2 separate regions of the Mus musculus genome follow, and region 2 is linked to region 1. The links are chromatin contacts, found by Hi-C or POLR2A ChIA-PET in ENCODE. All regions are on one chromosome and are shown on one strand. Each heading gives the region's core, a stretch centred on a gene start or an enhancer-like site at or near the end of the contact. The rest is flanking DNA. Distances are from core to core; before and after follow the strand shown.

Region 1 (2,700 bases), core at 129-2,628:
CTTCTATGGGCACTTGACATACACGTGGTACATAGACACATACAGACAAAACACCCACAACACAAAACAAACCAACCAACCAACCACAAAAGACTCTGGATTTCTAATACAGGCGTCTCAGCCTAAGCCTCCTCGGCTGAATGGCACCGGAGTCCAAACACAAGGTTGCCCTTAAGAACCTGCACATGCACAACACACGCACATCAATGGAGGGAAATGCCCACTCTTTCTCCAGCCATCACGGCCATTTATTACTGCTGAGTGCTGCTATGACGTTTGCTAACCCAGGCTTCCTGAGAAGCTCGAAAACTACGGCCAGCTTCCCGAGTCTATGCCTGCCAGGAACTGAAAGGAGCCAGGTGCTGCCTTACCACAGGACTGTCCTCAGGTTGGGTTTAATTACTGAGCAACAGACAGACAACAACACTTAGCGCAACAGTCGCCACATCTGCAGTGGGCACCCAGTTTAATCAGCACCCAAAGAGCGAGCCACAGCAAAGCAGCTGGAGTGCACGGGTGTCGTGGTGGCGGGGTGTTCCCCACCACCACCACCACCATCAGGGAGAGCATAATTATTGGCTTAAAGTAGCAAATGAAGGGTCTGGGAGAGAAAGTGCTTGTTGTGCAATTGTGAGGTCCAAGCTTGACCCAAGCATCATAAAAAAAGATGGGCTGGGAGGCCGGGTCACGTGACCCTCAGGGCTGGGGAGAGAGAGGTAGATGTGGGTCATGTGACCCTCAGTGCTGGGGGGGGAGAGGTAGGTGTGGGTCATGTGACCCTCAGTGCTGGGGGGGGAGAGGTAGGTGTGGGTCATGTGACCCTCAGTGCTGGGGGGGGGAGAGAGGAGTAGGTGTGGGTCATGTGACCCTCAGTGCTGGGGGGGGGGAGAGGTAGGTGTGGGTCATGTGACCCTCAGTGCTGGGGGGAGAGGTAAGTGTGGGTCACATGACCCTCAGTGCTGGGGGGGGAGAGGTAGGTGTGGGTCATGTGACTCTCAGTGCTGGGGGGGGAGAGGAGTAGGTGTGGGTCATGTGACCCTCAGTTCTGGGGAGAGAGATAGAGCATCTCAGAAGCTCAGTGGCCAGCCAACCAGGCCAATCAGCAAGCTCAGGTCCCAGGGAGAATACTAGTCTCCAAAACAAAGCAGGCATCGACTTCTGAAGAACCACGTGAGGCTGCCCCTGGGCACCGCCCAGCTCCCTGTCCCTCCTCATTCCGGGAAGAGAATTCCTGTTTGGGTGGCAGGGCATGCTATATGGCTCCACTCCTTTGAAACAAAAGTGTGTGCATGCCTGGCTGACTGCTGGGAATTCTTCCCACACCCCAACACACCCCTACACCACTCTGCCCTGCCATCTAGGTTCATTCTGGAGATTGCCAGAATGAATCAGTCTGTCTAGCTGGGTCCCTAGGACCACACGGGTTGGGACTCAGATCAGTGTCTTGCTTAGCCATCCTCAGGGAAGCTGCTTCTTGCGGTAGAAGGGAACTACTCAGGGGACCCACAGCTGAGCAGTGACTCTGGAACACTCCATCCTAAATGGTGGCGTCTTCATCGACATCTTCAGAGACAACAGGAACCACGCACATCAGAGACGGGCAGCACAGGCCCAAGCAAGATGGGGTCTCAGCACCGAGGAGGAACTGAACACAGCCTCCCTGCCCACCCAAACACAGGCTTTCCAGCTGATCCACACTCCCATGTGAAGGTTTGTTTTCTCCAGTGGAGTCTCCCCAGGCCCCGCAGCATGTGGTCAATACAAAATGTACTCGGTAGTATTTTTGTAGGTCTCTGTCTTGGTGGAGGCTTTCTTTGGGCATTTTTGTTTGTCTTACTATCCTTTTCTTGTATATTATGTTTTCTGGCAATTTTGTGGTTTTCTGGTCTTTGTGTATGTGTGTGTGCTTGTGTGTTTCTTGTGCTTTTTCTTTTTGTCATTCTGTTTTCTTGTTTGCTTGCCTGATGGTTTTAAAGAAAAGGGGAAGGGGAAAAGAAATAGATCTTGGAGTTGGGTGAGGTGGAAGGTGGGAGGGGGACCATGAAGAATAAACCTCAGGAACAGGTGCAGTCAGTCAGTTACAAGCATGGGAGGTGGGGTGGGCAGTCGCCTGGGCCCAGGAACAGGCTAAAAGGCAGTGTGCTTGTCCACGGGCTGAGAAGTGTGTGTCCACTTTCCAGTGCCTCCTGATGCTCTTCCGAGGATAACTGAGACTGAAAAACGGCGATGTGCTGATGGGTAATCACAGACAGGCGCACACTAACACCACTCCCTTCCCCACAGGGACTCAGCCTTCTTCCCTTTTTTTTCTTTTTGGTTTTTCGAGGCAGGGTTTCTCTGTGTAACCCTGGCTGTCCTGGAACTCACCCTGTAGACCAGGCTGGCCTCGAACTCAGAAATCTGCCTGCCTCTACCTCCCGAGTGCTGGGCTTAAAGGTGTGCGCCACCACTGCCTAGCAGCCTTCTTCCCTTTGTGTGAGCTAGGACAACTGAATGAATACTGAACATGGTCAAAAGAATGGCGTGAACAAAGCTTTGGGGATGGGGAGGCTCCAGGAGAAAAGGCAGAGGGCCCTTTCCCTCAAGGGGCACTTTGTTCCCTGGATTGTTCTTGGAGGGGATTCTGTGCCTCCCGTGACAAACATTTACATCCCATTTATAGGACGTGTTTATTGATGTTGGATATCCTATCGTGGCTAT
Region 2 (2,700 bases), core at 135-2,634, 37 kb before region 1:
ACAAACAAAAGAGCAAACAAACAAACAAAAGAGCACAAATTGCTCTTACAGAGGACCAGGATTCAGTTACCAGCACCCCATGGGCCAACTCATAACTAGCAGTGAGGGTTCAGAAGTCCTCATCTTCAGGTGCATAAGACACACACACACATAAACTGTGTGGGGGGAAACCGTACTAACAGGCAATTTAAAACAAAACATAACAAAAAATGTGAAGAATACTCAACCTCACAAAAAAAAAAAAAGGCAGACGCGATAAAACTAGGTAACACTTCATGCACACTTGGGGCTATCACATCCCAAATGACGGAAGTAGCCTAATGAATGGACGGAGACCTGCATTCTTGAAGAGCACCTACGGGAGGTGCTTTAACCTCCGGAAATCCTTACCGCTCGCCAACGAAATTACATAACACAGTAGTACCGCTTTTTTTGCCTTTGAGACAGGACTTCCCCTTGTCTCCCTAAATTGTCCTAGAATTTGCCTGCTTCGGTCACCCGAGCGCTGGGGATGCCAGGCATGGGCCACCGCAGCCATCCTTCAAACATCAAGGAAGTAACTTTCCCCGCTTAAGACCTCAGGGCCGGCAGAGAATAAAACTTTGCAGGAATCATCAGGTGAAGCCACGCCCACAATGTTTTGGACCCGAAAGTGTAAGTCCTTTTCTGCGACCACTCCCAGCCACCTCCAAAGGGTTTGCCACCAATGGGCTCGGCCCGAAAAGGCAGGGGCATGCCAAGCAAGCGGAGGAGATGAGTCCTAGCCTCCGCTCCTCCGAGCCGGGACCGACAGGGACGGACGCGTGCAGGAACCGCGCTGCACCGCAGCCCACGCCGCCCCGACGAGGCCCGGCGGCTGCTCCCGGGGCGGGCGGGTCGCGGAGGGCGCGGCTCCCACAACAGCTGTCGGGCGCCGCAGAGCCGGAGGGAGGGAGGGAGGCCGCCTCGGCTTGCCCCGAGATGCCGCGAGCGCACCGGCCGCGCGTTACAGCCGCTCCTCCGAGCGAGGAGACATGGCGGCGGACCCTTGGCCCCGCCGCGACCTCCCGGCCGCCGCGCCAGCCCTTGAGTCGCCGCCGCCCACTGCCACCTCCTGGCTGGCCCGCCTGCCCGCCCTCCTGGGACCCGGCCCGCTCCTCCCCTCGCGGCTGCTCACCGCGCTGAGGCGGATCCCGGTGGGTGGCTGCGCCGCCATCTTGAGTGAGCTACAAAGCCAGGACCGGCCTCGGCCGCAGCCCGACTGGGAGGCTACGAGTCCGCCGCGGGCTTCAACGCCCCGCCCACTTCCGGGGCGGAACCGACAACACCAGGCCACACCCACTCATTTCCGCCTCGGGCAAAGGCGAATTAGGATTCTCAGCAGAGGCTTGCCCGAGCGGGCCTGACCTGCTGCGCGCGCAGGACCCAGGCGTTGGGCGCATGCGTAGGTGAGCGGGCGGGCGCGAGCTCCTCGCCTCGCGTAGCTGGACCTTGAGATTGAAGATTGGCGCGAAGAATGATGTGTAGAAGCTAGGCAAACTCTGATGAAAATCGCACTGCAAAAGTGTAATCCATGGCCGCTGGTAATGATGTTACTGGAATCTTACAGGACAAAATGAAGAAAATAATTACTTTTTGGGTTTGCCTGAAAATCATCAGCTTTTATCCTGGTAGTGGTAGCGCACGGACACGTTAATTCAGTGTGTGTGGAGCCCGGTACTGCAGCGAGTAGCATGTAGAAATTAGTCAAGAAAGGGATGCTAAATAGTACAAGTAAAGAGAAGGTTAAAAGATTTGCAAGAGTATTTACTGCAGTCTTAACGATAGTCATATTTTTATTTATAAAAGTTCAGACGGGCAGTGGTGGCGCACGCCTTTAATTCCAGCACTTGGAAAGCAGAGGCAGGCAGATTTCTGAGTTCAAGGCCAACCTGGTCTACAAAGTGAGTTCCAGGACAGCCAGGGCTACACAGAGAAACCCTGTCTCGAAAAAAAAAAAAAAAAAAAAACAACAAAAACAAAAAAAAACTAAACAAAACGAAAAAAAGTTCAGTTCATCTTCTGCTGATAAACAATTTAGTATCCTTTATTATAGACCGCTGTCTATTAAACACTACAGTATGGGATGGATCCTCTCCTTTTCCTACACGTCAACTGTGTTTTCTCTTCATATTTTAACTGTAGGCTTGTAAAAACTTAAATACTTTTAAATTAATAAGGGGATGTAAAATTAAAACCTGTGGTATTCACTGTTTTTAAGAGTGAATAAGAGGCACAAGATAAGCAAAACTGGTGTCTAGTCTTGCAGAACAGGTGGCTGTCAAGACAGTTGAACCATGATGGCCGGTCAGTGAGCCGTGCAGTCAACCTAGAGAGTGTCAGCAGCCCAGGCTGCGCAAATTCTCCACTGAACTGCAAATAGCTTAGTCTAGAAACTCCCCTGTGGATTTGACCAGAGGTTTGTTCCCATGGGGATTCTAAATCTTGTCAAGTTGACAGGATTAACAAGCAGGTCAGCCTTGTTTTCCTGTTTCATCCGAGTCTGGTTGTCTTTGCGGGGAAAACAGTGCCTAGGGTGGGACAAATACTTGTTCATCAGGGAAGAGGATTCCCCACGGGATGCAGCTGAGGAAAGCCTGTCTCGCCACATTTTCTTGAGATCCACATAATCGCTTTGTTTTTCTTTTTGAAAGAGAGCCTCCTGTAACCCAGGCTGGTCTG

The links. Hi-C counts contacts between places; a loop is a spot of excess contacts on that map. ChIA-PET counts read pairs that join two places held with the same protein, here RNA polymerase II (POLR2A).
Region 2: POLR2A ChIA-PET joins it to region 1 with 61 read pairs in embryonic stem cell. The contact joins the promoter of Morc3 here to the promoter of 2310043M15Rik in region 1. A Hi-C loop is called at or near these places in 1 of 37 maps with a recorded cell type or tissue (CH12.LX). POLR2A ChIA-PET finds 5 or more read pairs at or near these places in 5 of 5 experiments (Patski and embryonic stem cell).

Annotation. Positions count from the first base shown.
Region 1 is chr16:93,793,579-93,796,278 of GRCm38, reverse strand. 2310043M15Rik (RIKEN cDNA 2310043M15 gene) reads left to right here and starts at 1,378. Exons shown (of 2, transcript NR_151466.1): 1 at 1,378-1,710. The region is part of intron 27 of Dop1b (DOP1 leucine zipper like protein B); the gene reads right to left.
Region 2 is chr16:93,830,805-93,833,504 of GRCm38, reverse strand. It overlaps Morc3 (microrchidia 3), which reads right to left and starts at 1,384. Exons shown (of 17, transcript NM_001045529.3): 1 at 1,157-1,384. The coding sequence starts at 1,195. It overlaps Gm30881 (a long non-coding RNA gene), which reads left to right and starts at 413. Exons shown (of 3, transcript XR_876266.3): 1 at 413-654.